Regions from separate parts of the Homo sapiens genome. Here region 2 is linked to region 1. Evidence: read pairs that join two places in POLR2A ChIA-PET (ENCODE). Cell type or tissue: GM12878. All regions are shown on one strand. Links, peaks and the distances in the headings refer to the core of each region. The heading gives the core; the rest is flanking DNA. Region 1 overlaps NUMB (NUMB endocytic adaptor protein). Region 2 overlaps NUMB (NUMB endocytic adaptor protein).

Region 1 (16,019 bases), core at 1,137-3,636:
TTCAAGCCTTGACATGCAAGCTTCTAGTTGCCCTTTGGGGAAGCAGTGGGAATATTTACCAGCCACTTCTAAGAAACTACTGGAAAGGCAAGGCAAATTTCAGGAGCTTAATGCACTGTTAATATGTCTAGGAAAAAAAGGTGCAAACTTAAAACTTCTGATAAACAAATATAATTCCAGTGATTAAAAAGGAATGAGGCTGGGCATGGTGGCTCACATCTGTAATCCCAGCACTTTGGGAGGCTGAGATGGGCAAATTGCTTGAGCCCAGGAGTTTGAGACCAGCCTGGATAACACAGTGAGACTCTGTCTCTACCAAAATAATAAAAAAAATTAGGCCAGGTGCGATGGCTCACACCTGTAATCCCAGCACTTTGGGAGGCTGAGATGGGTGGATCATGAGGTCAGGAGCTCGAGACCAGCCTGCCCAACGTGGCGAAACCCCGTCTCTACTAAAAATACAAAAATTAGCCGGATGTGGTGGCGGGTGCCTGTAATCCCAGCTACTTGAGAGGCTGAGACAGGAGAATTGCTTGAAGTCGGGAAGTAGAGGTTGCTGTGAGCTGAGATGGCGCCATTGCACTCCAGCCTGGGCAACAAGAGCAAAACTCCGTCTCAAAAAATAAATAAAAATCAAAATAAAGGCCGGGCACAGTGGCTCATGCCTATAATCCCAGCACTTTGGGAGGCTGAGGTGGGCGGATCACCTGAGGTCAGGAGTTCAAGACCAGCCTGACCAACATGGAGAAACCCTGTCTCTACTAAAAATACAAAATTAGCCAGGCATGATGGCGCATGCCTGTAATCCCAGCTACTCGGGAGGCTGAGGCAGGAGAATCACTTGAACCCAGGAGGTGGAGGTTGCAGTAAGCCACGATCGTGCCATTGCACTCCAGCCTGGGCAACAAGAGCAAAACTCCGTCTCAAAAAAAATAATAATTAAAAAAAAAGAAAAAGAAAAAATTAGTCGAGTGTGGTGGTGGTGTGTGTCTGTGGTCCTACTTGGGAGGTGGGAGGATCACTTAAGCCTACAGTAAGCTCTAATTGTGCCACTGCACTCCAGCCTGGGTGACATAATGAGACCCTGTCTCAAAAAACAAACAAACAAACAAAACTAACAATGAGACAAAAGCTTTGCTGTCTCCCCTTTCTGAATCCCCCCTCTAAGCAACCCTCCTCATTTATGGCCCTCCGTGCTTTTAGGTTTTCCCCCATACCCTTCCTATCTTCCTCTAGCTCTAATTCCCAACTCTACCTCCCAACCAAACACAGGCAAAAGTGAAAGCATGTTTTCATCCACACTGTCTACTTATAAAAGAATTAAGCAGATAAAACTGGTTTGTGTATGGGAGGAGTGGAGGACGTATATAAACAAAACACTGCTTTATATAGATACACTGGATTACCCAGAGTCAATTTAATAAATTCAATGGATGATTTTTAGCAGGGTTATCTGTATTTTAGACCATTTTGCTAATTGTGGAATAAAAAAGCTAGAGATGGTACAATAATTGTTGGCATCATTCACAGTGAGAAGAGATATTTGGGAACAGGAAGTCTTTTGTGGTGTTCTCAAAATCACATCACGTAGGCAGCTGCTCCTACACACGGCTCTGAACAAGTCGTCTCACTGGATTTTGCATGACAGTATTAGTTATCATAAGGACAGGTAAGGTTTAAAATGCTTTATGTCCCTAAGATTTTACTACCTTTGACTACTTTTTAAAAATTTTTAAACTTTTTAAAAAAACTTTTGACTACTTATTTAAAGACTGATAGAATTACTCTATGAATCCACATGAGTTTCCATCTAACTTCCCAGTAGGATGACATTAGGCCAGATGTTAAAGCATGAAACAGGAGTACTGAAAGATTCTTAGAATGTGTTTGCATTTGAACGCAGGTCTATTATAAGGACAGAGCTACAGGTCAAGGAAGCTTGCTTATTCTTTCTCCTAGGCCTAGGGCAGAAGTTGTTGAAGAGTGACCTCATCCCCAACCAACAGCATCATCTGGGAACATTTAAGTGCAAATTCTTAAGTACCAACCCCAAACTCACTGAATGAAAAACGCTGGAGATGGGGCCCAGCAATCTATGTTTTAAAACAAGTCCTCCAGGTGATTTTGATACAGTAGAACTATTGGCCTAGGAGATTCAAACAGGCTGCCGGGCCACTATTTGACAACAAAATGGTTTTTAAGTTATTATCTGGAAACTCTTGAACTCCAGATTTTTAAAGTGTAGTGATAGCAAAATATACCCAGTTTGTGGTTTACTTAGGGTCTGAGAAACAGAAGACAAAAGCACAGTTTTGTTACTTCAACTCATTTCAAAGCACCTGTGTCAAACCAATGAAGGACAGCTTACACAATATTCGCTAAAATTTTTGGAGTAATGTGGCCCAGAACCTATGCTAAGTGTGCTTATAATCTTTATCCAATTTAGTATTCACAACCACTTTCTCCATTTATAGAAGTGTATACCAAGACAGAGAATGTTAAGTAACTTGCCCCAAATCCCACAGCTAGTAAGAACCAGAATCAGAACTGAAACCCATATCTGACTCAGAGCCTGAGCTCTTAGCATTTGTTTACACCAATGTCTCAAAGATCTTTAAACAATTTTGGTCAATTTTTAGACCATGGCCACTACTTATCTTCCAGATTAAACGTTGGCAAGAGCTTTACTGACCTGTAACCTTCACGAATGGCTATACTGCCTATTCTGTCTCGACACTTGCTGTACATACAGTTTGAGTATCTCTTTTCTGAAATGCTTGGGACCAGAAGTGTTTCTGATTTTAGATTTTTTTCAGATTTTGGAATATTTGCATTATACTTAACAAGCTGACATCCCAAATCCGAAAAGCCAAAATCCAAAATGCTCCAATGAGTATTTCTGTTGAGTGTCATGTCGGTGCTCAAAAAGTTTAGAATTTTGGAGCATTTCAGATTTTCGGATTTGAAATGCTCAACTTATAGTAAAATCATTGTCATTTAAAAGAGACTTGTCTTTCATGTTAAAATGCTGGGTAATTTACATAAAGAATGAAATTATTCTCTATTTTAAAACAAAACTTCTATCATGCAACAATTTCTAGCGTTGTTCATTCTACCGTAACTTAGTATTTCTGTTTAGTTTTTGTTTTTTGTTTTTTTTTTTTGAGATGGAGTCTTGCTTTGTCACCTAGGCTGCAGTGCAGTGGTGCAATCTTGACTCACTGCAACCTCTGCCTCCTGGGTTCAAGCGATTCTCGTGCCTCAGCCTCCTGAATAACTGGGATTACAAGCACCCGCCACCACAGCCGGCTAATTTTTGTATTTTTAGTAGAGACAGGGTTTCATCATGTTGGCCAGGCTGGTCTCCAACTCCTGACCTCAAGTGATCTGCCCACCTCAACCTCCCAAAGTGCTAGGATTACAGGCGTGAGCCACCGTGCCTGGCCTATTTTTGTTTTATTTTTGAGACGGAGTCTTACTGTCGTCCAGGCTGGAGTGCAGTGGTGCAATCTTGGCTCACTGCAACCTCTGCCTCCGAGTTCAAGCGATTCTCCTGAGTCAGTCTCCCAAGTAGCTGGGATCACAGGCATGCGCCACCACACCTGGCTAACTTTTGCATTTTTAGTAGAGACAGGGTTTCACCATGTTGGCCAGACTGGTCTTGAACTCTTGACCTCAGGTGATCTGCCTACCTCGGCCTCCCAAAGTGCTGGGATTACAGGTGTGAGCCACCATGCCCGGCCAGTATTTCTTTTTTCTTTTTTTTTTGGCCAGAGTCTTGCTCTGTCACCCAGGATGGAGTCAGTGGCACAAATCTCAGCTCACTGCAACCTCTACCTCCTGGGTTCAAGCGATTCTTCTGCCTCAGCCTCCCGAGTAGCTGGGACTACAGGCATGCACCACCACGCCCAGCTAATTTTTTTGTATTTTTAGTAGAGACGGGGTTTCACCATATTGGCCAGGCTGGTCTTGAACTCCTGACCTCGTGATCCGCCTGCCTCGGCCTCCTAAAGTGCTGGGATTACAGGTGTGAACCACCGTGCCTGGCCGGTATTTCTGTTTTTATAATAGTTGAAAGTATACTCCAACTCAGTTTTGTTTTTTTGTTTTGTTCTGTTTTTGGAGACAAGGTCTCACTCTGTCACCCAGGCTGGAGTGTAATGGCACGATGACTCACTGTAGCCTCCAACACCTACGCTCAAGTGTTCTGCTCGCCTCAGCCTCCCAAGGCATGTAGAATGTAGCTAGGACTACATGCATGTGCCACCATGCCTGGCTAATTTTTTCTTTAACTTTGTAAAGATGAGGTCTTGCCATGTAACCCAGGTTAGTTTCCAACTTGTGGTCTCAAGTGATCTTCCTGCCCTGGCCAAAGTGCTGGGATTATAGGGGTGAGCCATCAGGCCCAGCCAACTTCTTTCATTTGTAGTAGTCTCTATGCAAATACATTTTTAATACCATACTCATATATGTTAGCCAACAAATACATTTAAGAACCCTGAAAATACTTCCAATAATTAAAAGTTTCAAATAAAGTTTAGCAACCACTATCACCAGACCATTTTTACCTTCCTTTAATGATCTTTGGTTTCAGCCAATCATTTTGTTCAGTGAGTTGCAACTCCTGGGGTTACATCAAGAGTGTGAACTATTTGAATAAAAGGAGCTGAAAGTAGGCTAGTTTAGGCACTTCCAAGTACTTGTTAAAAATGTAGTAGAAACCGCTTGGCTGAGCAAACCCAGAAAGAGCCCAGCTAACTGAGAATACTCATCATGAAATACATATTTGCTGGACTCACTGTGTCCTTGACAGCCATGAAGCAGTGACAGATCCAGCGACGAGTGGTGCCATCACGGCATATGTAAGAAAAGGCTCTATCAAAGTTCCTGTCTGGGGCACAGAAAGAAACTTTCTCTATCGTCTGGTCAACTATGAGGTCCTAGAAAATACGACACACAAAGAAAGAGAAGACTTATGAGGTTATCTGAGCTTCTCAGAACACAGGATGTTCATTTCATGATGCACAATCCATACATCTGATACAACTAGGCTATGGAATACCTAGATCTGTGTCCAGCAGTTTAAATACTGAGAATTGGACTCAGCAGACATCCCAAGAGGCACTTTGCCCAGATACCTCTCTCAACTACATGTTCTAAAGCATATGCTTGTTGATTCTAGTTTTACATCTCTTTCATGGTAGATTCCACATTCAACAATATATGTAAATCAGTATCTTTAATCCTTTGGATAAAAAAAAAATCCTTTGGGTTTATTCCCAAATATAAGCAAATACATATAATAGTCATGTTTATGCTAACTTCGTTACACAATGAACACTACACACACATACACACAGTTCTGCACCTTGCTTTTTTACATTATATATACCCGATCCAGTGAAGTTACTTCAGATACTGTATTTTTCAGGTGTGGAATTTCCACTCGTTTCTTTTTCTTTTTTTTTTTTTTTTTTTGGACAGTCTCACTCTGTCACCCAGGCTGGAGTGCAGTGGCGCGATCTTGGCTCACTGCAACCTCTGCCTCCCGGGTTCAAGCAATTCTCCTGCCTCAGCCTCCCAAGCAGCTGGGACTACAGGCGTGTGCCACCACGCCCGGCTAATTTTTTTGTATTTTTAGTAGAGACAGGTTTCACTGTGTTAGCCAGGACGGTCTCAATCTCCTGACCTCATGATCCACCTGCCTTGGCCTCCCAAAGTGCTGGGATTACAGGCACGAGCCACCGTGCCCAGCCATTTGTTTCTTTTTCATAGTTTCTATTCTCTGCCAAGATTTCTATCTCTTCATTCAACATGAACATATTTCCTTTCTGTCACTGAGTATAGTTATAATGCCTTCTATACACTGTTTTCATTTCTGTTAAGGTAGCAGTCTACTTCAGTGTACCATTTTCTGTACTAGTTGTGGTGATGCTATAAACACAAAACAATACAATGACTCAAATACAAGAGACATTTATTTCTTGGTCAAATAGTGAAGGCGGGCATTTAAAATCTGTCTGCTAATTCCAACATCTGAGTCATCTTGAAGTTAGGTCTTTATTGATTGTTATTTTGATGAGAATAAGTCAGACTTGTCTGTTTTGTTGTATGCTGAGTAACTGCATTGTAGTCATTGTGAATGTTGTATGTGGAAAGAATGGATTCCGTTACATTCCTTGGAAGTGTCATATTTTTGGTTTTATCAGGTAGCTAATTTGATTATACTCAAATGGAAAACTCTTATCTTTTGAACAGCACCTCAGACATCAGGGCGTTTTTGTTCTTTTTTTGAGACTGTCTTGCTCCGTCATCCAGGCTGGAGTGCAGTGGCGCAATCACTGCTCACTGTAACCTCAACTCCAGGGCTCAAGCATCCTCCCGCCTCAGCCTCCCGAGGAGCTAGGACTACAGGTGCATGTCACCATACGTAGGTAATCAAATATCAGTTTTTATATCCTTAGTTGGGCTATTTGGAGTCTGCCTTGAATCTACATGGCTAAAAGGGTCAGAGATTTGGGCAGAATTTATGAACAGAATTTGGGACTACTCCTTTTTGGCTTACTCATTTCCAGGATTCTCTTTTTACTTTCTTTTTTTGAGATAGTCTTGCTCTGTCGCCCAGGCTGCTGGAGTGCAATGATGCAATCTCAGCTTACTGCAACCTCTGCCTCCTAGGTTCAAGTGACTCTCATGCCTCAGCCTCCCAAGTAGCTGGAACCATAGGCACGCACCACCATGCCCAGCGAATTTTTTGTATTTTTAGGAGAGACAGGGTTTCAGCATGTTGGCCAGGATGGTCTCAAACTACTGGACTCAAGTGATCCACCCGCCTTGGCCTCCCAAAGTGCTGGGATTACAGGTGTGAGCCACCACGCCCAGCCTCTCTTTTTACCTTCTAGTGGCTACTGTTGCCTCAAATTCTGTCTTCTGCACTTTGGGACGCCGAGGTGGAAGGACTGCTTGAGCCCAGGGGTTCGAAACCAGCTTGGGCAACATAGTGAGAACCCATCTCTAAAAAAAAAAAAAAAAAAAAAATTATCTCAGCCTAGGAGGCTGAGGCTGCAGTGAACTATGTCTGTGCCACTGTACTCCAGCCTGGGTGACAGTATAAGGCACTGTCTCAAAAAAAAAAAAAAAAAAAAAAAGGTAGGAACACTATCAGAATCAAGATAGACATGAGTTGAGAGGTGGGATAGCAAGGCAATCTGACAGAGCTTCTTGCTCAAAGGTTAAGGGCTTCAGATTTCAGCTTCTGTTTCATAAAAATTTGTGCAGATCATGGCATGGTGTTATCACCAATACTGATCCCAACATGGTATTAGTTCCCGCTTATAGTGAAATACAAGGTGGGAAGATGGTCCCAATGGTGACAAGCCACCAATGACTACTAATTACTACTATTCAGTGTGGAAAAAACTAAACTAATGAATGCCAGTGGTGTAAGTAGCCACAAGGGGGCAATATCACTTTCCAACTATTGTATAAAACAATTAAATACATAGCTTTCAAGTATAACAAATTTCATCCAAACACTAATGAAAACTACACAAGTTCCAAAAAATAATTAAAATGATCACTGTTTCCAACAGTAATGTACTAAAAGTGAAGACTATTGCTTCTCTTGAACTTAAAAAAAAGTATGCAATGTAATAAGGTCAAATAACTAAAATGCAGCTATATTAAACCACTTGAAATTTACCAGGCAAGTTGCCTATCAAAACTGCTTTTTACCTGCCAGACTTTCTCCCCTTTCAGTGGCATTTGAATTTTTTTTTTTTAATTATCTTCTTGTTAAATTTCTTCCTGACTTTAGGTATTCTAGGAAATTTTAATTAACAATTAAATGTACTTATATAACACCCTATGCTTTCTAGGGGTAGAGCTGTGTGTCTATTCTTATTTAGGCATTTAGGATCACTGTCTCTCAAATGCAAAATGGTACCTATGATTTGAGATATTATTTGGATTCTAAGTAAATGTTAACCAAAGAGCCATTCACTAGTCCTTAAGATGTCACTTAAATTGAGTTTTGAGTCAAAAGCCAGGTTAATTAGTTCAAATATCATTTTCTTAAAATAGTGTTTTCTTCAGAGCAAGAAGAAATTTCAGATGTGGAGTCCATCTTTTTTTAATTTTAAAACATGGTAAAAGGATAGTCTATCATCTATTGTATCAAATTTGTGAGAGTGGAAACTTATTAAAAAATATATAAGAACAAAAATAGGCCACGAGCGGTGGCTCATGCCTGTAATCCCAGCACTTTGGGAGGCCAAGGCGGGTGGATCACTTGAGGTCGGAAGTTCAAGACCAGCCTGACCAACATGGTGAAACCTCATCTGTACCAAAAATACAAAAATTAGCGGGGCATGGTGGTCTGTGTTTGTAATCAGCTACTTGGGAGGTTAAGGCAGGAGAATCGTTTGAACCCAGGAGGTGGAGGTTGCAGTGAGCTGGGATCGTGCCACTGCACTCCAGCCTGGGCAACAAGAGTGAAACTCCATCTCAAAAAAAAAAAAAAAAGAACTCAGATCTTAACACTAAATGCTAATGCTTAGTACCTTAGACATGCTATGTCATGTAGAACAATATGTTGAGAGAATACTATTTCTCATAAAGTAAATGAGTAACTAAAGTGGTTTCCTGAACGTTAAATAGTCTCTCAGGAGATTGTACTTTGGACTAAGTGGAAGGATAAAGCTTCAACAATATAATACCCTTCAACAGCTTAAGGGTATTATATTTGATCATTAGAGATTTTAAAAAACATATGAGCAGTCCCATTTAAGCTTATAAGAATCTTACCTTAGGCCAGGCGTGGTGGCTCACTCCTGTAATCCCAGCACTTTAGGAGGCTGCCGGTGGATCACCTGAGGTCAGGAGTTCGAGATCAGCCTGGCCAACATGGTGAAACCCCGTATCTACTAATAATACAAAAATTAGCCAGGCGAGGCCGGGCGCAGTGGCTCACACCTGTAATCCCAGCACTTTGGGAGGCCGAGGTGGGCGGATCACCTGAGGTCAGGAGTTCGAGACCAGCCTGACCAACATGGAGAAACCCCATTTCTACTAAAAATACAAAATTAGCTGGGCATGGTGGCACATGCCTGTAATCCCAGCTACTAGGGAGGCTGAGGCAGGAGAATCGCTTGAACCTGGGAGGTGGAGGTTGCGGTGGGCCGAGATCGTGCCATTGCACTCCAGCCTGGGTGACAAGAGTGAAACTCCATCTCCAAAAAAAATAAAATAAATCAAAATAAAAATAAAGAATCTTACCTTAGTTTTTTCATCCACAACTCTGAGTCCATCTGCTGAGACCCACAGAACTGCTTTAACTGCTTTCTTTCCAGTCTTTTAAGAGAAACCAAAAAGGGGAGGGGGAGATACACATATATAATATTAAAAAAATGTCATCTTCCACAGAAAACACTGACTCTGCCTTCCAAAAGTCACAAGTACAGATGGAGTCCAAGTTCAGGAGTGGTGCCCAAACCCAGATACTCAAACCAAACTGCAGAAACATTCAGGAAAAAACAAGCCAAAGCCATTATTTTAGAAACACAACGCAAAACAATAAGATAAAATTAAGTAAAAGGGAAGTAACAGATGGAATAAAAACCAAGATATCACATTCCATAAAGGGCAAAGAATTCATAACTAGATTCTTCACCCATTTAAAAAAATCAACCAAGAAAACCAGAGTCAGATAATTATTAAATACATAAGGAGTTACACCACAAGTAGCGTCCACAAGTGTATTTAGAGCAGGAAGTAACATGTCTAAATTGAGATGTTGACCATTCTACTATCCTATGACCCCCAGTATGTTATAGCAGGACCCTTGGTCACCTAAAATTTTCACGTTAAAAACACAGTAAGTCTTCATTATTCTATTAACAGTCTTTAAAAAGCCATTATTTGTTCTCTCAGAGTTAACACAGACATTTTTCCTAATAATTTTTTTTTTTTCTTGAGACAGAGTCTCACTCTGTCGCCCAGGCTGGAGAGCAGTGATGCGATATTGGCTCACTGCAACCTCCCCATCCCGGGTTTAAGTGATTCTCCTGCCTCAGCCTCCCGACTAGCTGGGATTACAGGCACCTGCCACCATGCCCGGCTAATTTTTGTATTTCTAGTAGAGACGGAGTTTCACCATGTTGGCCAGGCTGGTCTGGAACTCCTGACCTCAAGTGATCCGCCTGCCTCAGCCTCCCAAAGTGCTGGGATTACAGGTGTGAGCCACTGTGCCCAGCCTCTAATAATTTTAGAGACGAGGTCTCACTGTGTTGCCCAGGCTGGAGTGCAGTGGCTATTCACAGGTATGATCATAAAGCATTACAGCCTTGAACTCCTGGGCTCAAGTGATCCCCTTGTCCCAGCCCCACGTGTAGCCAGGACTACAAGTGTGCACCACTGTACCCAGCCTTGGCTTGGTTTTTAATTTGACATTAAATTCATGGAGACATTTTGGGGACACAGGAAGATTTAAAAACTACTGAAAAAATAATTTTCTTTTTATTGGCTCAGAAAATACTTTTTGGCACATGAGAATCACATGAGAACAAGCTGATGCATAATTCCTCCTGTGATGGAATGTAATAGTAATTTAACAGTGTCCTTTCTTTTTAACTGCCTCAAGGATACAGCAAAATAAAACAAAAGCAATATGAAGGCTGAGAATAGGTATCAGATTATCATAAAAAGTATAGATCAAAAGGAATCTGGTGCTAAGGTTGGCGCAGCAGCCTCTAGAAGCGACAAGGGAGACTTTTAGAACTACCATTCTCCTCTATAAGTGATCCAAGCCCAGGAAAACTTGATATGAGGACATGGCCTTACTGAAATAACCTGTGATCCACTCGGCCTCATCATCTCCACCACCACCATAAATTTGATGAGTGCCTATAATATGCCAGCCAGTGGAAATACCTGGAAGGTTACTGAAAGGCAACAATCAGACAAAAAATAAAGAATACCGTAGGTAAATGCTACAGTAGAGCTGAGAACAAGGTACAATGATGTCAGAAAAAAGGTATAATCAAATCTCTTTGTGGAATTGGGGAAGGTTATACAAAGGAGAAGACTGAACTGGGTGCTGGAATAATTTTTCTTGATGCTTAGGTAGGGGTAGGGAGACAGGGAAGTAACAGAGGTACTGGACATGCCAGGCAGAAGAAACAGCAGTACAGGACATGGAAGCAAACAACATGGCAAGTCTGGGGCTCTATAAATATTTCAGTATGGCTTGGTAAGTAGACTTGGCAATGGGAAAGGCGTAATGGGAGATAGAGTAGGAAAGGCCTAATCACAGAAGGCCTTCTATTCCTGATAAGGACTTTGATCTTGATTCTATGGGCAAATTAGAAGCTACTCTGTAAATATTATTACAATGAATTGAATTTAGGTTAAGGAGATTAGCCTTGGTAGTATGGGTATGCTTCATCCAATCAGTTGAAGGCCTCAAGAGCAAAAACTGAGGTTTCCTGGAGAAGAAACCCTGCCTGAGTTTCCAGCCCGTTGGCCTGCTTTACAGGTATCAGACTTGCCAGCCTGCCAGCCCCTACAATCACGAGTGAATTCTTAAAATAGATAATATGTATATATATGTCATATATGTATCATATATGTCATATATATGACATGACATATGTCATGTCATATATATGATATGACATATATATGTCATATAATATGACATATCTCCTAGCGGTTCTGTTTCTTTGGAGGATCGTGATACAGAAGTAGAAGTTAGACTAGAATGGGTCGAGAAGTAAATGAAAGGCAAGAAGAGTCTACAAGTATTAAATACTTTTTTTTACAAAGCTTTTCTATAAAAAGGAGAGCTGCAGGGCAATAAGACACAGGCAGAGCATCAAGGGAAGTCTGTAAGAATTGTGATAAACTAGCATGTTATACTTGAAATAGAATGGGCTTTGGATTAAGACAAATATGAGACTGAATTCAGCGCTACTATTCATAAGCTAAGAAAGTTATGTAGCCCACTGAGCTTCCATCTCTTCATCCGTAAAATATTTGTAGTTTGTTAAAAGGATTAGATATTATATACAGTACCTGGAATTTAAATAGGGTAACAATTAGTAGCCATTATCATCATTATATTATTAATAAACTTTTAAAAACCTCTCCCAATAGTAAAGCAGAATTCTTAAAAGAGTGATATACATTTTCAACAATGACATCCTCTTCACGTGCTGAATGGGAAAAGCCAGTGGAACAATGGAAACGGAAGGCCCAAGAAAAAGAGAAGAGTAATTTAGAGAACAAAGTCCAACAAAATGCAGGGTGAGATGGGGCTAGAATACAAGTTTTAGACAGGAGGAGAGATGTCCATTCCTATGAAATGGAGGGATAAAGTGAGGCCGAGTAGAGATGAAGACAGATTTGTAAAGGAGGGAGTAGCAAGTGGAGGAAATTCACTCTGGAGAACCATAAATTCATCTGTGAATTTATGGTTTTAATTTACCTGCTTTACTTTGCTGGGGAGAGGAAAGACGACAGGCAGAGTAAAATATTAAAGATTTAGAACAGTAGTATGGAGGCAGTCTAGTACGGTGACTAGGAACCAAGCTGTTGTTTGGATTTGAATTCTGGTTCTGCAAGTTACTCCTAGTATGATCAAAGGCAGGTTAATTTAACTTCTCTATGCTTCACTTTCTACATCTGTATAATGATGTTAATAATCTCATATACCTCATAGGGTTACTGTGAAGATTAAACGAATTAATGTATACGAAAGGTTTAGAACAAGGACGGTCATATAATTTACTCTACAAACTGGGAACCCTTTGAAAATGAAAGAGATGACTCGTCATTTACATTAGGTATATCTCCTAATGCTATTCCTCCCCCCTCCCCTCACCCCACAACAGGCCTCGGTGTGTGATGTCCCCCTACCTGTGTCCAAGTGTTCTCATTGTTCTAGAACTTAAAGTACAATAAAAAAAAGGAGAGATGACTATTAAAACTGATAAATGGGTGTTATAATAGGGCTGTTCCAGGCAAATTGGTAGAAGAGTCATTCACCAGCAACAGTAACTGCTCATATTTAACCAACCCTCATGTAACATTTAGTATTTTGCTGGAAGGTAAGCTCCATGAGGGCAAGGTTTCTTCCATCTATCATTCACTGCTGTATCCCTGGAACTTGAACAACATCTGGAACAGAGTAGCAGTTCAAGAAATATTTGTTGAAAGAAAAAATACGCTAAATATCTGTTGTAGGAAACAGGAGACAGCTGACCAGTGATATACAACATTGCCAAATGGCACTGACAATCCTAAGATATTTAAATTTGCAGTTTAATCAATCTGCTCATTGTATAATTGTAGCCTGCAGTGTTCAGTATCTGAGGCAACAGATAGGACTACTTCAAGGTTGGAAGACTGAAGAAGGGAAAAATAAAAGGTCAGTTTAGAATGGGACTGTTCTCCAGTTAGTCTCCTTACAATATTCAGGGAAATGTAACATTTTCTTGGCCCAATTATATGCTTGTTTGTTTGGAGACAGGGTCTTGCCTTGTTGCCCAGGCTGCCATACAAGTGGCACAGGACAGCTCACTGCAGCCTTGAACTCCTGGGCTCCAGTAATTCTCCCACTTCAGCCTCCCCAGTAGCTGGGACTACAGGCGTGCACTACCATACCCAGCTAATTTTTAAACAATTTTTTGTAGAGACAGGGTCTTGCCCTGCTGCCTAGGCTGGAGCACAGTGACATAATCATAATTCACTGCAGCCTTGAACTCCTAGGCTCAAGCGATCCTCCTGCTTTGGCTTCCCAAAGTGCTGGGATTACAGGTGTAAATCACCACACACATCCCAATTATATGGTTATAAAAACATGTGTGGCCGGGTGTGGTGGCTCATGTCTGTAATCCCAATACTTTGGGAGGCCAAGGCAGGTGGATCGCTTGAGGCCAGGAGTTCGAAACCAGCCTGGCCAACATGCTGAAACCCCATATCTACTAAAAAATACAAAAAATTAGCCAGGTGTGGGGGCACGTGCCTGTAATTCCAGCTACTCAGGAGGCTGAGGCAGGAGAATTGCTTGAACCTGGGAGGCAGAGGTTGCAGTGAGCTGAGATCACGCCACTGCACTCCTGCCTGGGTGACACAGCGAGACTCCATCTCAAAAATAAAAAAAAATAAAAAAAATTGTGCTTTTTGAGATAGGCCTTAATAATTTTATAGTATTGTACTAATGTATCAGTAAGGAATCATATTTGTCATATTTCATGGCCTCTGATCTCTCTGAAGAGGGGAAGAAAACAGATAATACGAATTCTTGTATTTGTTCATACTTCTGGGTGTGGGTTCTTGTACATCATTATAGTTTGCCACATTATAGTTATTTAAGTCAGGTACTGAAATATTAATGATTAGAGATGCCTATAGCTGAAATTAAGCCCAGCCTTCCTCTCACAAATTCTATAGTTGCAATACTTCCACATTTCTTTTTTTTTTTTTTTTTTTTGAGACGAGTCTTACTCTGTCGCCCAGGCTGGAGTGCAGTGGAGCAATTTAGTCTCACTGCAACCTCTGTCTCCTGGGCTCAAGTGATTCTCATGCCTCAGCTTCCCGAGTAGCTGGGATTATGGGTGCATGGCCCCACACCCAGCTAATTTTTTTGTATTTTTTTTGGTAGAGATGAGGTTTCGCCATGTTGGCCAGGCTGGTCTCGAACTCCTGACCTCAGGTGATCCGCCCACTTTAGCCTCTCAAAGTGCTGGGATTACAGGCATGAGCCACTGCGCCTGGCCAATACTTCCATATTATTTGTAAACTTGAGTCTTTCATTCTGACCATATAAACTAAGATTTCTGAGCACTTTTAAGAAAAGAAGATAAACATGGCTGAGAGAAGACTGTCTGCCCTAAAACTGTCTACTTGAAACCAGTACCCTAGGCCATCAGGCCGCAGTTAACTAATCAAAGGACTGAAAAAAAACTACATTAAATATCAAATGTAGAATTTACATACAGGCCGGGCACAGTGGCTCAAGCCTATAATCCCAGCACTTTGGGAGGAAGCCGAGGAGGGTGGATCACCTGACGTCAGGAGTTCGAGACCAACCTCACGAACATGGCGAAACCCCATCTCTACTAAAAATATAAAAATTAGCCGGGTGTGGTAGCAGGTGCCTGTAATCCCAGCTACTTGGGAGGGTGAGACAGGAGACTCCCTTGAACCCGGGAGGTGGAGGTTGCAGTGAGCTGAGATCGCACCATTGCACTCCAGCCTGGGCAACAGAGTGAGACTCCATCTCAAAAAAGAAAGAAACAAAGAAAAAAAAGAATTTACATACATCTTAGTGGCACAAACACCTCTTTAAAAAGACAACATGCTGGCCAGGCATGGTGGCTCATGCCTGTAATCCCAGCACTTTGGGAGGCCAGGGCCAGTGGATCACCTGAGGTCAGGAGTTTGAGACCATCCTGGCCAACATGGTGAAACCCCGTCTCTACTAAAAACACAAAAATCAGCCGGGCGTGGTGACATGCGCCTGTAGTCCCAGCTGCTCTGGAGGCTGTGGCAGGAGAATTGCTTGGACCCAGGAGGCAGAGGTTGCAGTGAGCCAAGCAAGATCACACTACTGCACTCCAGTCTGGGTGACAGAGCGAGACTCCATCTCAAAAACAAAACAAAACAAAACAAAAAAAAAACATGCTTCAGGAACTAATAAAAATGTGGAAGTGGCAACACAGATGTTCAGACATTCAGAATTATTTTATCATCGCTGCTCTAACACTTTCTACTTTAATAATAATTTCAGTTATAGGTAGAATTCACACTGACAAATGTATCATGAAAAAGTTTCACAATAAAGACAAAAATCCTTTTTTTTTCAAAGAAAACCGATCTAACATGGACAGAACTTTAGTAACTTGGAATTTAAATTGGTGAAATCTGAGCAGAAGGATCAAGCTAACCAAAAGTGAAAAATGAAAGTATAACTTTCTCAAGTAATTACTCTACACTATAAATATCCAGCTTAGTATTTT
Region 2 (14,670 bases), core at 11,612-14,111, 95 kb after region 1:
TGGGAGGATCACTTGAGGTCAGGAGCTGAAGACCAGCCTGGCCAACATGGTAAAAACCATGTTTCCACTAAAAATACAAAATTTAGCCAGGCATGGTGGCAGGAGCCTGTAATCTCAACTACTTGGGAAGCTGAGGCAGGAGAATCACTTGAACTTGGGAGGTGGAGGGTGCAGTGACCCAAGATCATGCCACTGCACTCCAGCCTGGGTGACAGAGCAATACTCCATCTCAAAAAAAAAGAGGTGAAGTAATTGCTTCTAGGTCCTCTTAGCAAACAAAGTTGGAATATATATATATTTCTTTTATATATATATATATATATATATATATATATAACCTTTTATATATATATATATAACCTTTTATATATATATATATAAATGTGTATGTCAGTGTATACGCATACACACATATATGTGCCTATATATGTATATCTATATGAAAATATACATATATGTGTATTTATATTTATACAGATATTTAATATTTAAATATAGATTAATATTATTGCATAGATATGAATAGATATTAAAAACCACAACTTCCAATTCAAATCCAACATCACAGGGTTTATTTCAGCCTTTTCTCTTTTCCATATATAAAACTCCTTTCTCCAACAATGAAAAAACTTGACTCCCATTATCCTCAATACACTTACTCATTTGTTCAGTCCTAGAACTGACAAAAAACAGTTTCAAAATTGCTAATTCATACCACTACAAAAGAAAAGCCTAGAAACTAGGATTCACTATTGTTCATATTTCAATATTCATTTCATTATATTCATTGTATTATATATCTTCAATATGTTATATTCATTTCATTATATTTCATTATTCATCACTGTTTATATATTCATTACTGTTTATATTTCTGTTCACCTTGAGTTTAAGAGTATACCATTTCACTTATCTTTAAGTGGAGGTGAAATACAGTTAGGTTCATCTGATTCTGTTTATACTTTTAGGGTTTTATCCCTATCCTTATTGATTTTTTGTTTTTCATAAAACATTAGCATGACATTCTCAACTGATGTCATAAAAATTGTAACCAGGATTCTCTCTCTCACTGACGTTGGAATAGAGCTTTACAATTTAGGAAGTATATTTCCCATAAAAAATGAACCTTTCCATAGCCACTGCAAGCATCTACCAACACCCCACCCAGGCCCAGCTGTTTCCTAGGAATCACTGTCTTTGGGTAATACAGAAAGAAGGGATAAAATGAAATGGGTGAACCCTATTTCAGCAACCTCATAGATCATTACTTGTAAGGTAGCTTCAAACTGTGCTCCCTGTAGTGATGCCACAAGGTGCAAGGGCAGGACCCAGTAGGTAGAATTATAAGTCCCTGCCCTGTCTTCAGTTAAAGCTGCTATGCTTTTACTAGTATAATATATTGGGCTTTAGCCTCAGATTTTGTTCATTCAACTCACAAATATTTATTGAGTGTCTATGCTTGCCAGGCACTGTTCTTGGTGCTTAGGATACTTCAGTGAACAAATCCATCATGGGACTTACATTCTAGTTGTGTGGGAGACAAACAATAAACATAAGTAAATTATATAGCTAGTTATAAAACCTTAAAGCTGTAGAAAAATTTTGAACAAGGTAAAGGAGTTTAGAAATAGGGTCAGGAAGAAGAAACATAATTTGCAGTATCAGAATGTTTGAGTTAGGCCTCACTGAGAAAGGAAAGCTTCCTTTTTTTTTTTTTTTTTTTTAAAGACAGGGTCTTACTCTGTCACCTAGGATGCAGTGCAGGATCACAGCTCACTGTAACCTCGAACTCCTTGGGCTCAACAGATCTTCCCACCTCAGCCTCCCAAGTAGCTAGAACTACAGATGCACACCACCATGCTTAGCTAATTTTTTTTCTTTTTTGAAATGGAATTTTGCTCTTGTTGTCCAGGCTGGAGTGCAACAGTGTGATCTCGGCTCACTTCAACTTCCACCTCCCGGGTTCAAGCGATTCTCCAGCCTCAGCTTCCCTAGTAGCTGGGATTACAGGCATGCACCACCACGCCAGGCTAATTTTTGTATTTTTAGTAGATACGGGGTTTCACCATTGTTGGTCAGGCTGGTCTCGAACCCCTGACCTTAGGTGATCCGCCCACCTTGGCCTCCCAAAGTGCTGGGATTATAGGCGTGAGCCACCACGCCCAGCCGCTCAGCTAATTTTTTTTTAAAAATGTTCGTAGAGAATTTTCTCTCTACAATGTTGTCCAGGTTGGTCTCAAACTCCTGGCCTCATGCAGTCCTCCCACCTTGGCCTTTTTAAAGCACTGGGATTACAGGTGTGAGCTACTGCGCCTGGCCAAAAGCTTCCTTTTGTATATTTTATTAGGCTTGAAAGTCACTGGCAAAGAAGAATTAGCTGCCCAATTTTCCAGCTGGTGCCAACCCTGTGTCTACAGGTCCAAGGATAGCCCACAGGAAAGAAAGACATAAAATATTTTCCTTCCTTCTTTCAGAGAACCTTGTGCCAAAATCTGGGAATGGTGGTTCTTTCTCTGTCCAGATCCTTCTATTTCATAAGTAATTGAATATTTCTCCTAGATTCTGGCAAAGGGTTTTCCACCCATCTCAATTTCAGAAATATTAAATGTTTATTTTCCTTCTAATTATTATAGTGGGAGATTGGCATAGGCAACATCAGAACTGCTAACCAAATACTTTTTTAGGAAACTTTTTTTTAGCCCTTTAAGTTACATTAACTTTTTTTTTTTTTTTTTTTTTGAGACAGAGTCTCTCTCTTGTCGCCCAGGCTGGAGTCCAACATGATCTCAGCTCACTGCAACCTCCACCTTCTGGATTCAAGCGATTCTCCTGCCTCAGCCTCCTGAATAGCTGGGATTACAGGCGCCCACCACCATGCCCAGCTAATTTTTGCATTTTTAGTAGCGATGATGTTTCACCATGTTGGCCAGGCTGGTCTCGAACTCCTGACCTCAGCTGATCTGCCCGCTTCGGACACCCAAAGTGCGTGAGCCACTGCGCCTGGCCTAGAAACCTTGTTCTTCTAACCTTTAAGTTATTTGCTAAGGTGTTGCCTCTGGCTTCAAGAGATTATAAATGACTTGTCAGCCTGGCCTATATTAACTTTTATCCTATTCAAGTCACACTATCATTTCCTTGACTTTACAATCAACAAAAGACTAAGATATCTAGTCTTTCTTAGTTGTCCTAAATCATATCAGTCAAGTCCTAAAAAATTGAGTTTGTTTGCACCCAAGTACAGAATTTTATAATAATCACAGATAACATTTCATCGTCCCTTACTATGTGCCAGCTATTAAGAGACTTATGTTTATTACTTCTTTTATATTTTACAACAATCCCCATTTTATGGATGAAGAAACTGAGACATAAAGAGATTAAGTAACTTGTTCAAGGTAACATAGCCTCTAAGTAGCAGAGCTGGAATCAAAATCCCAGGTAATGTGTGTCATTAACTATGCATATTAAACTGATTCTCAAAAAATCTTTATATAATGCATATTAAATTCCATATTGCTATGCCAAATCCAGCCTGTAGAAAAAAAATGAGACTTCAATTCTATCATACAACATATATGCCATTTTTCAAAGTTTTAACTGAGTATTTGATCAGCATGCCATGAAGGGATGCAACCAAGCTATTAATAAAAAATGTGACCAGAAATATTAGCAAATTGAAAACAGAACATATAAAAAGAATTATACACCATGACCAAGTCCAGTTTATCTCAGGTATGCAAGGCTGGTTTCACATGTGGAAGTCAATTAATATAATCCATCATATTAACAGGCTAAAAAACAAAAATCACATGATCATCTCCATAAATGCAGAAAAAGCATTTAACAAAATCCAGCATCCATTCATGATAAAAATTTTATACAAACTAGGAACACAAAGATTCTTCCTCAACAAGACAAAGCATGTCCATTTTTAAAACCCTACAGCTACATCACACTTAATGGTGAGAAACTAGAAGCCTTCCCATTAAGATCAAGAACAAGAAAAGGATGTCTCCTCCCATCATTCCTTTTCAACGTCATACTGGAAGTCCTAATGCAATATGACAAAAAAAGGAAATAAAACTTAGACTGGAAAGTTAGAAAGAAAACTGTTTTTGTTCACAAATGACAAGACTTCCCATGTAGAAAACCTGAAAGAATCAATGAAAAAACTTCCAGAATTAATAAGCAATTATAGCAAGGTTACAGGACACAAGGTTAATATATAAAAGTCAATCACTTTCCTATATACCAGTAATAAACAATCTGAATTTGAAATTAAAACATAATACCATTTTCATTAGCACCCTCCAAAAATGACTTAAGTATAAGTCTAATCAAATATTTTCAAAATCTACACAAGAAAAATGAAAAAACTGATTAAAGAAATCTAAATAAATGGAGAGACATTCCATGTTCATGAATAGGCAGACTCAATACTGTCAAAATGTCAGGTCTTCCCAACTTGGTCAAAATCCCGACAAGTTATTTTGTGGATACTGACAAACTCATTCTAAAGTTTATATGGAAAAAAAAAAAACAAGTAAAAATAAAAATAAACTTTATAAAGAGAAGCAAAAGACCCAGAATAGCCAACTCAATATGCTACTCAATTTCAAAACTGACTTACTATAAAGCCACAGTAATCAAGACAGTATGGTATTTCAAAAATACAGACAAATAGATCAATGGAACTCAGAAACAGACCCACATAAACACAGTCAACTGGAGCTGAGTATGGTGAGTGTGCCTGGCATGCCAGATACTCAGGAGACTGAAGTGGGAAGACTGCTTGAGTCCAGGAGTTTGAGATTACAGTGTGCTATAACTGTGCCTGTGAATCCACAGCACTCCAGCCTAGACAACATGGTGAGACTCCCATCTCTATAAATAAAAATATTTATTTAGTTAGTTATTGTCAACTGATCTTTGACAAAAGAGCAAAGCCAACACAATGGTGAAAAGACAGTCTTTTTCAACAAATGGTGCTGTAGTAACTGGACACCCAAATGAAAAAGAAAAAAGAAAAGGTAAGAAAAAGAACTTAGATATAGACCTTAACATCCTTCACTAAAATTAACTCAAAATGGATCACAGACCTAAATGTAAAATGTAAAACTATAAAGCTCCTGGAAGATAACATAGGATAACATCTAGATGACTTTGGGTAAGGCAATGACTTTTAAAATATACACCAAAGGCACAACCCATTAAAGAAATAATTAATAAGCTGGACTTCATTAAAATTTAAAATTTCTTCTCTACTAAAGACACAGTCAAGAGAATGAGAAGACAGGCAACAGACTGGGAGAAAGTATTTGCAGAAAACATGTCTGATAAAGGACTATTATCCAGGCTGGGTATAGTGGGTCATGCCTGTAATCCAGCACTTTCGGAGGCCAAGGGGGGCAGGCAGATCACTTGAGGTCCAGAGTTCGAGACCAGCCTGGCCAACATGATGAAACCCATCTCTACTAAAAATACAAAAATTAGCTGGGCTTGGTAGTACATGCTTGTAATCCCAACTACTTGGGAGGCTGAGGCAGAAGAATCACTTGAACCCTGGAGGTGGAGGTTGCAGTGAGCCGAGATCATGCCATTACACTCCAGCCTGGGTGACAGAGACTCCGTCTCAAACAAACAAACAAACAACAACAACAACAAACTATTATCCAAAATATAGGGCCGGGCATGGTGGCTCACGCCTGTAATCCCAGCACTTTGGGAGGCCAAGGCGGGCAGATCACCTGAGGTCAGGAGTTCGAGACCAGCCTAGCCCACATGGCGAAACCCTGTCTCTACCAAAAATACAAAAATTAGCCAGGTGTGTTGGCGGGTACCTGTAATCCCAGCTACTTGGGAAGCTGTGGCAGGAGATTTGCTTGAACTCAGGAGGTGGAGGCTACAGTGAGCTGAGATTGCGCCACTGCCACCAGCCTGGAGATAGATATATATACACACACATGCATACATATAGATATATATATACACATACACACACACACACACACACACACATACACACACACACACACATACCAAAAAACTTAAAACTTAACAGTAAGAAAACTAACAACCTGATTTAAAAATCGGCAAAGACTTGAACATATTTCACTAAAGAAGAAATACAGATGGTAAATAAGCATATGAAAAGAAATTATCATATGTCATGAGGGAACTGCAAATTAAAACAACCAGATACCATTACACACCCACTAGAATGGTCAAAATCCAAAACACTGACCACACCAAATTCTGAGAAGCAGTTCCAGCAACAGGAATCCCTCATTCATTGTTGATGGGAATGCAAAATGGCACAGCCACTTTAGAAAAGTTTGGCAGTTGCTTACAAAACTGCACATACTCTTCACATACAATCCAGCAATTACATTACTTGGTATTTATCCAAATGAGTGGAAAACTTATGTCCACACAAAAGCCTGCACACAGTTGTTCACAACAGCTTTATTCATAATTGCCAAAACTTAGAAGCAACCAAGATGTCCTTCAGCAGGTGAATAGATAAACAAACTGTGGTACATTCAAAAAGTGGAATATTATTCAGTGCTAAAAAACAAATAAGACTTCAAGCTATGAAAAGACATGGAGGAACCTTAAATGCATATTACTAAGTGAAAAAAGCCAATCTGAAAAGGCTACATACTGTATGACCCCAACTACATGACATTTTGGAAAATGTCACACTATGGAGACAGTAAAAGGACCTGTAACTGCCAGGGGTAAGGGGTCTGGGAAAGATAAACAGGCAGAGCACAGATTTTTAGGGCAGTGAAATTATTCTGTACTATACTATAATGGCAGACCATGTCATTACATATTTGTCCAAATCCAGGGAATGTACACTACCAAGAGTTATCCCTAAAGTAAACTATGGACTTTGGGTAATAAAGATGTGTGCTGGAAGTTGATAGTGGGGAGGTTGTGCCTATATTGGGGCAGAAGAAATATGGGAACTCTCTGTACTTTCTGCTCAATTTTGCTGTGAACCTAAAACTCCTCTTAAAAATAAAGTCTATTTTCTTAAAAATTGCCACCAGATTCAAAGAGGCGGCTAAAAAGACCTCTCCATGATCAAGGAGCAATGGAACCATATACATTTGCCCTTTATATATGGCATTTTACCCAATTAACTCAACTACCTGAACTATCAAGCAACTCACATTTCTAAATCTTATCAAAAATCATTTCTCAAAAAACTAGTACTTCCTCCTCCTTCATCAGGGGAAAGCACGTAAGTGTTGCTTTTTAATTTAATTTAAAAATGATTTTTAATGAACTTTGTAAAAAAAATTATTACTTGAACCAGAAAACATGTTCATTCATTCAACAAATTATGTATTGACAACTAATTACAAGATAAGTATTCTTCTATAGAGATATAGCAGAGAATGAAACAAACCCTCTACCCTCACGGTAGTTGCACTTTATTTGGAGAGACTGTCAAAATAATGAAGAAACAAATACATAATATGTTGAGACATATAAAGAAAAATCAAGTAGGATTGGAGAAAAGAAAGTGTTGGGATTGGGGAACAGGGTAGAAAGGAGGCGGCTCTTCTAAATAAATAGTTAAGAGACGGCTTCATTTGTTAGGTTATATTTGAGCAAACAGATCTAAAGGCAGTTGAGTAGTAAGAGGGCAAGCCCAAGTACATAGGTGGAAGAGAGCACTCCAGGTGGAAGGAACAAGTGTACAGGTCCTGAGGCAAGTGTACAAGTCCTTTAGATGGAAGTTGCAGTGTTAGAGGAATAACAAGGAGATGATGTGGGTACAATATACTAAGTGAAGGGAGGCGAGGAAATGAGGTTGGAAAGAAAGCCGAATGTTTCAGAAAGTTTCAGAGGCCATTCCAAGTACTTGGGCTTCTGTTCCTAATAAGGTAAAAGCTACTAAAGGGTTCTGAGAGTAGGAATAACGAGATTTATGTTTTTTAAGAATCACCTTGGTTATTGTATTATAAATAGATCATAAAACAGGGAACCAGTTAGAAAACTATTAAATTAATCCAGATGAGAGGTGACAATAGCTTGGACCAGAGTGACAACAGTAGAGGTATGTCAGGGAGATGGTCCACTTCCTGTTTGCGCCCCCAGCTCCAGGAGAAACCGCATCTGAAGCCTAGCTGCAACAGAAATTGCCAAATGAGTAGGTTTACAATAATCCACAGTCATTTTCCAAGACCTCTGCACATGGTAGGATTCTGGACGTTATCTTATGGGTAGAACTAACAGGATTTTGTTAATGAATTGGAAATACAGAGTGAGAGTGAAAGATGACTCTAAGATTGCTGACCTGAGCAATCGGAAGAATGGAGTTGCCATTTATTGTGAGATGCAGCAGACAGAAGGAGGAGCAGGTTGAAGGGAACAAATCAAAAGTTTGTTAGCCTGATAAAATGTAAAGGTTTATGACTGAGATAGTTACATGTCACACTAAATTTTTTTAATGACAAGCTAGTTCCTACTCTAGCACACATGTCACTTTCATCATTAAATAGTCTTAACCCCCAACTCTGAATGTAGTAACTCTTCCCTCTGAATCACCAATTTTTTTCATTTCTTATACTATTTGTTATATTGTAACTATTGGTGTATGCCATGATCCCATAGATCTTAGGTACCCTGAAAGTAGAATTTGTGTTTTATAGTTGTATGATAATACTAATAAGCACCACCACTGATTGGGCACATTCATCAATTAGTTTTTTTTTTTTTTTTTTGAGACAGAGTCTTGTTCTGTCACCCAGGCTGGAGTGCTGTGGCACGATCTCCGCTCACTGCAACCACCACCTCCCAGGTTCAAGCAATTCTCCTGCTTCAACCTCCCAAGTAGCTGGGATTACAGGTGCGTGCTACCACACCCAGCTAATTTTTGTATTTAGTAGAGACGTGGTTTCACCATGTTGACCAGGCTGGTCTCAAACTCCTAACCTCAAGTGATCTGCCCACCTCAGCCTCCCAAAGTGCTGGGATTACAGGCATGAGCCACTGCACCCGACCTCAATTAGTTCTTTTAATTCTTCTATTATCACTTTTATTGTTAGTATTTAACCAGCAAGAAAATTCAGGTTCAGAGATATTAAATAACTGCTCCAAAGAAACACAGTTAATAAGACAACTAATACTTAAACTCAGGTTTGTCTAAATCTAAAGGCAGCATTCCACATTGTCTTTAATCAACCTCGGTACCTAATTTAGAACCTTGTCTATGAAAGGTACCTAATATATTTCTATACAATAAATAACTAGATAAATCTCTCTGTCTTGGGACAGAAAACACTGAAGAGAAGGTATATTAGAGTCAGACCAATGATCAGAACAGAATTGGAAGAAAAAGAAAAAAAAAAGGTAAGAAAATCCTTAATATGGCTTATAAAGCTTGAAACGATTTAGCCCTTGCCCATCAGACCAAGCTTCTTTGATGCTTTAAACCTGCCATGCTTCTTTTCCCTTCAAGGTCTCTAAGCCATACATAGTTCTAACAACCCATTATTTTTCCCTAAGTTAATTCTACTCATCCTCAGAGCTCTGCTCAAATATTACTTCCTCAAAGTAGCTGTCCTTGACCATCCCCCACTCTAACTAAGCCAGCTACCACTATAAGAAGTTCATAACACTCTGTACATCTCCTTATCACAATTTTAAATAAAGGCACCTTTCCTCCCTACAAGAATATAAGCTGCATGAAGGCAGAATCCTCATATGTTTGCCTTACTGCAGTGATTAAAATATGCTTAAAATTGTTTAATACTGTTTTATTATAAATTAATATTGTTTAAAAATGAATAAATAGTAATAAATAATTATAAGTAATTAATAAAAACAAATAAATAATGCAAGTAAGAGAAGACAGGCCAAAATACCAGAGAAAAATAAAATGCAGAGTTAAGCTTGACATTCTCCACTGCTTTGTTTCTGCTGGGGCAACCAGCTTCAAACCAGAGCTTTTGGAAACCTCACAGCGACAGAAATTACAGTTCACAGCTACCAAGACAGGCAGATTTGTGGCGCTAAAATCCCAGAAAAAAAGCAATCACAGAAAAGACAGCCTGGACATGCTATATTGCTTTTGCCCTTGGGGTATTTACTGAATCCCAACATGCGGAGGCAAAGTGCCTTTTTAAAATTATTATTATTTTTTGAGATGGAGTTTTGCTCTTGTTGCCCAGGCTGGAGTGCAATGGCACGATCTTGGCTCACTGCAACCTCCGCCTCCTGGGTTCGAGTGATTCTCCTGCCTCAGCCTCCTGAGCAGCTGGGATTACAGGCGCATGCCATCATGCCTGGCTAATTTTTGTATTTTTAGTAGAGACAGGGTTTTACCATGTTGGCCAGGCTGGTCTTGAACTCCTGACCTCAGGTGATCCACCTGCCTCAGCCTCCCAAAGTGCCACTGCGCCCAGCCAAAGTGCCTATTTTTATAGCAAAAAAAAAAAAAAGTAAGCAGAACTTTAGGTAGTCTCACAGAAAAATTAAGAGTCCAGGGCCTGACAAGAAGGAGAGGCCCTGACACATACCCTAGGTACCTCTGGTACCTCTGAAATACAATACTCTTGAAGTGGAAACTAGATTTAAACCAGCCCTTGAGAACCATAAAACAAAGCCTCAGATCATCTCAAGTCCATATTACAACAATGTCATCTACTCCTACTTTTAACTACCATCAGAGAGGAGAAAAACAAATCCTCTCTACAGAACAGTATCATCATAAAGAGCCTCTATTATTTCCCATATATGATGTTTGACATTCATTTTTAAAATGACCAGGAATGCTAGGAGACAGAACCAAATGACTGAAAATCAAGAGAAAAAAAGAAGACAATAGGAAAAGATCAAATAGGAGCTGGGCACAGTGGCTCATGCCTGTAATCCCAGCACTTTGGGAGGCTGAGGTGGGCAGATCACTTGAGGGCAGGAGTTTGAGACCAACCTGGCCAATATGGCAAAACCCTGTCTCTACCAAAAATACAAAAATCAGCTAGGCGTGGTGGCACACATATGTAATCCCAGCTACTTGGGAGGCTGAGGCACAAGAATTACTTGAACCCATGAGGCAGAGGTTGCAGTGAGCTGAGATTGTGCCACTGCACTCCAGCCTCAGTGACAGATCAAAACTCTGTCTTCAAAAAATAAAAAAAGAGAAAGATCAAATGGGGATCCAGGGATCCAGACATTGTTAATTACCACACACAGACTTTAAATAATTGTGATTAATATGTTCAGGAAAATAGAGGACAAGATGAGAATTTCACCAGAGAACTGGAATCTATGAAAACAAAAAAAAAGTTAAATTGAAAATCGAGAACTAAAAAATACATAATATAAAACTAACAATATAGCAGATGCTTTTAATAGCAGACTGAACATTAACTGAACTAGAAAAAAGGTCAACAGAAAATATCTAGATGGAGCACAAAGAAAAAGATAGAAAATACAGAAAAGAGCATGAGAGACATGTGAGATGCAGAGAAAGATCTAACATACAGTTATCTAGAATCCCAGAGGGAACTGAAAGAATGAGACAGAAGCAATATCAGAAGAGATATTCCAAACCTGACAAAAGACATCAAGCTACAGATCCTAGAGGATCTCCGGACCTGAAACATCTTAAATGATGAAAATCATAAAAAGCATGAAAGAAAACCACGTAAGCATCTTACTGAAAACTGCTAAAAACCGAAGACATTGCTTCTCTAATAAAAACAATGGGGGGCTGGGCACGGTGGCTCACATCTGTAATACCAGCACTTTGGGAGGCTGAGGTGGGCAGATCACCTGAGGTCAGGAGTTCGAGACCAGCCTGGCCAACATGGTAAAACCCTGTCTCTACAAAAAATACAAAAATTAGCCAGGCATGGTGGGACGCGCCTATAGTCCCAGCTACTGGGAGGGGCTGAGGCAGAGGAACCGCTTGAACTCAGGAGGCAGAGGTTGCAGTGAGCCAAGATCATGCCACTGCACTCCAGCCTGGGCGACAGAGTGAGACTCTGTCTCAAAAAAATAAATAAATAAAATAGAAACAATGAAGTCAGAAGGCAATAAAATGATATATTTAAAATGCTGAAAGAAAAGAACTGCCAACCTGGAATTCTATGCCCAATAAAACTATCCTTTTAAAATTAAGACAAAATTTCTTTTTTTTTTTTTGAGACGGAGTCTTCCTCCACACCATTCTCCTGCCTCAGCCTCCTGAGTAGCTGGGACTATAGGGGCCCACCACCATGCCCAGCTAATTTTTTATATTTTTTAGTAGAGACGGGGTTTCACTGTGTTAGCCAGGATGGTCTCGATCTCCTGACCTCATGATCCACCCGCCTCGGCCTCCCAAAAGGTTGGGATTACAGGCTTGAGCCACCTCACCTGGCTTAAGACAAAATTTCTAAAAATGCTTTCAGACAAAAATAGAACACTCATTACCAATAGACTTACACTTAAAAGAAAAGTGCAGTCTATGAAGAAAGAAAATAATCCCAGATGGAAGCACAGTAACACAGGAAAGAATCAACAATACATACAAGAAAGAAGAAATACATGCATAAAATTAAAAAACTATAATTTTTTTTGAGACAGGGTCTGGCTCTCTCGCCTACGCTGGAGTGCCATAGGGTGATCTTGGCTAACTGCAACCTCTGCCTCCGAGGCTCAAACCATCCTCCCACCTCAGCCTTCCAAGTAGCTGAGATTATAGGCACGTGCCACCACGCCTGGCTTTTTTGTTTGTTTGTTTGTTTGTTTGTTAGAGATGAGGTCTTGCCATGTTGCCTAGGCTGGTCTTGAACTCTGGAGCTCAAGTGATCCTCCTGCCTCGGCCTCCCAAAATGCTGAGATTACAGGTGTGAGCCACCATGCCCAGCCAAATAACTGTAATTTTTTTTTTTTTTTTTTTTTGAGACGGAGTTTCGCTCTTGCTGCCCAGGCTGGAGTGCAATGGCACAATTTCGGCTCACTGTAACCTCTGCCTCCCAGGTTCAAGCGATTCTCCTGCCTTAGCCTCCTGAGTAGCTGGGATTACAGGCATGAGCCACCATGCCTGGCCCAGAACTTTCTGAAACGAAAATGTTCAATATTTATGCTATCCAATATGGTAGCCATTAACCAGCGAGCACTTGAAATGTGGCTAGTTTGAGGAACTGAAGTTTTATTTTATTTTATTTTTTTAGAGACAGGGTCTCACTTGGTCGCCCAAGCTGGAAGTGGTATGATCATAGCTCACTGCAGCCTTGACCTCCTGGTCTCAAGTCATCCTCCTCTAGTAGCTGGAGCTATAGGTGCATACCAGTTAATTCTTTTTTTTTTTTTTTTTTTGGTAGAGACAGAGTCTCGCTTTGTTGCCCAAGCTGATCTCAAACTCCTGGGCTCAAGTGATCCTCCTGCCTCCCAAAGTCCTAGAATTATAGGTGTGAGCCACTGAGCCTGGCCTAGAGATTTAATTTTAATTAATTTAAATCAAAATAGCTACATATGGCTAGTGGCCTTTTTTTTTTTTTTTTTTTTTTTGAGATTGGGTCTTGCTCTGTAGCCCAGGCTGGAGTGCAGTGGCATGATCTCAGCTCACGGTAACCTCCGCCTCCCAGGTTCAAGCGATTCTTGTACCTCAGTCACCCGAGTAGCTGGGATTACAGGCATGTGCCACCACACCCGGCTAATTTTTGTATTTTTAGTAGAGACTGGGTTTCGTCATGTTGGCCAGGCTGGTATCCAACTCCTGGCCTCAAGTGATCCACCAGCCTCGGCCTCCCAAAGTGCTAGGATTACAGGCATGAGCCATCGTGCCTGCCCACTAGTGGCTTCTGTAATGAAAGGCACAGCTCTAAAACTTGGATGGTAGTAATGATCGGAGTAATTGAAAAATTCGTTGCAATGGAGAAAATGAGTTTGATAGTTAAGGCCCACAGTTACTTACTTCAAATAAGTACTTTTATTTCAATATCTATAGATTCTGAAGTATTGTACACTGATAAAATGCTGTCTGACAACCTTAACTAGCGGGCTTTTCTAGAATATTACCATGAAAGTCCTAGGAACCTCCTATTTTTTTTTAATAGTTCAAAGTGATTTAAGAAGAACTGTTATTAACCAGGATCAGGGGTGCAAGCCTCTGGTCTCAGCTATTGTTGAGGCAGGAGGATCACTTGAGGCCAGGAGTTTGAGACTACAGCATGCTATGATGGCATCTGTGAACAGCCACTGCACTCCAGCCTGGGCAACATAGTGAGATGCCATCTCAAAAAACAAAGAACTTCTGTATTTCAAAAACCTTCAAATTGCAACAGATATATAGCTTTTAATTGAATAGATTGCAGGTAATTAAATATTTACTTTTTACTTACTCCCTCGCAGCACTTCAATATCCTTTCTTATCCTTTTCTCTACCACTACCCACCCATACACCACCAGAGAAAGAAGTTGATCCAACGCTGCTACAATTCCAGATTTTTTTTTAACTTGTCAGCATTAAGTAGGTCAGTTTTCTGCTCTAGTGGGTGTTTTGGCAATAGGTTCTCTTATTGGAATACAGTGACTACTCTGCCTGGTAAGCACATACCACAAAGAAAAAAGGCTTTGAATAACTCTCCCTTAGGCTCCTGATTGCAAGAAGAAAATCCCTTAGCCTTAACTACCAGGAAATTCTGACAGAAAAACAAAACG

Evidence for each region. ChIA-PET counts read pairs that join two places held together with the same protein. Peaks named below come from ENCODE experiments on the same cell type or tissue, not always from the same donor. Only the 100,000 strongest peaks of a DNase experiment are listed, where the experiment ranks them.
Region 2: POLR2A ChIA-PET joins it to region 1 with 8 read pairs; 5 of 35 experiments call an interaction of 5 or more read pairs at or near these places.

Annotation. Positions count from the first base shown.
Region 1 is chr14:73,287,935-73,303,953 of GRCh38, forward strand. NUMB (NUMB endocytic adaptor protein) reads right to left here. Exons shown (of 13, transcript NM_001005743.2): 7 at 9,277-9,351; 8 at 4,800-4,940. Among named protein-coding and RNA genes, the nearest start is that of PAPLN-AS1, 50 kb to the left of the region's middle. In GM12878, for the core only: no CTCF peak of the experiment used is centred there; a DNase peak (open chromatin) is centred at 2,547; H3K4me3 peaks cover 1,292 bases; H3K27ac peaks cover 1,188 bases.
Region 2 is chr14:73,372,002-73,386,671 of GRCh38, forward strand. All of the region lies in intron 2 of NUMB (NUMB endocytic adaptor protein), which reads right to left. Among named protein-coding and RNA genes, the nearest start is that of NUMB, 79 kb to the right of the region's middle. In GM12878, for the core only: no CTCF peak of the experiment used is centred there; no DNase peak of the experiment used is centred there.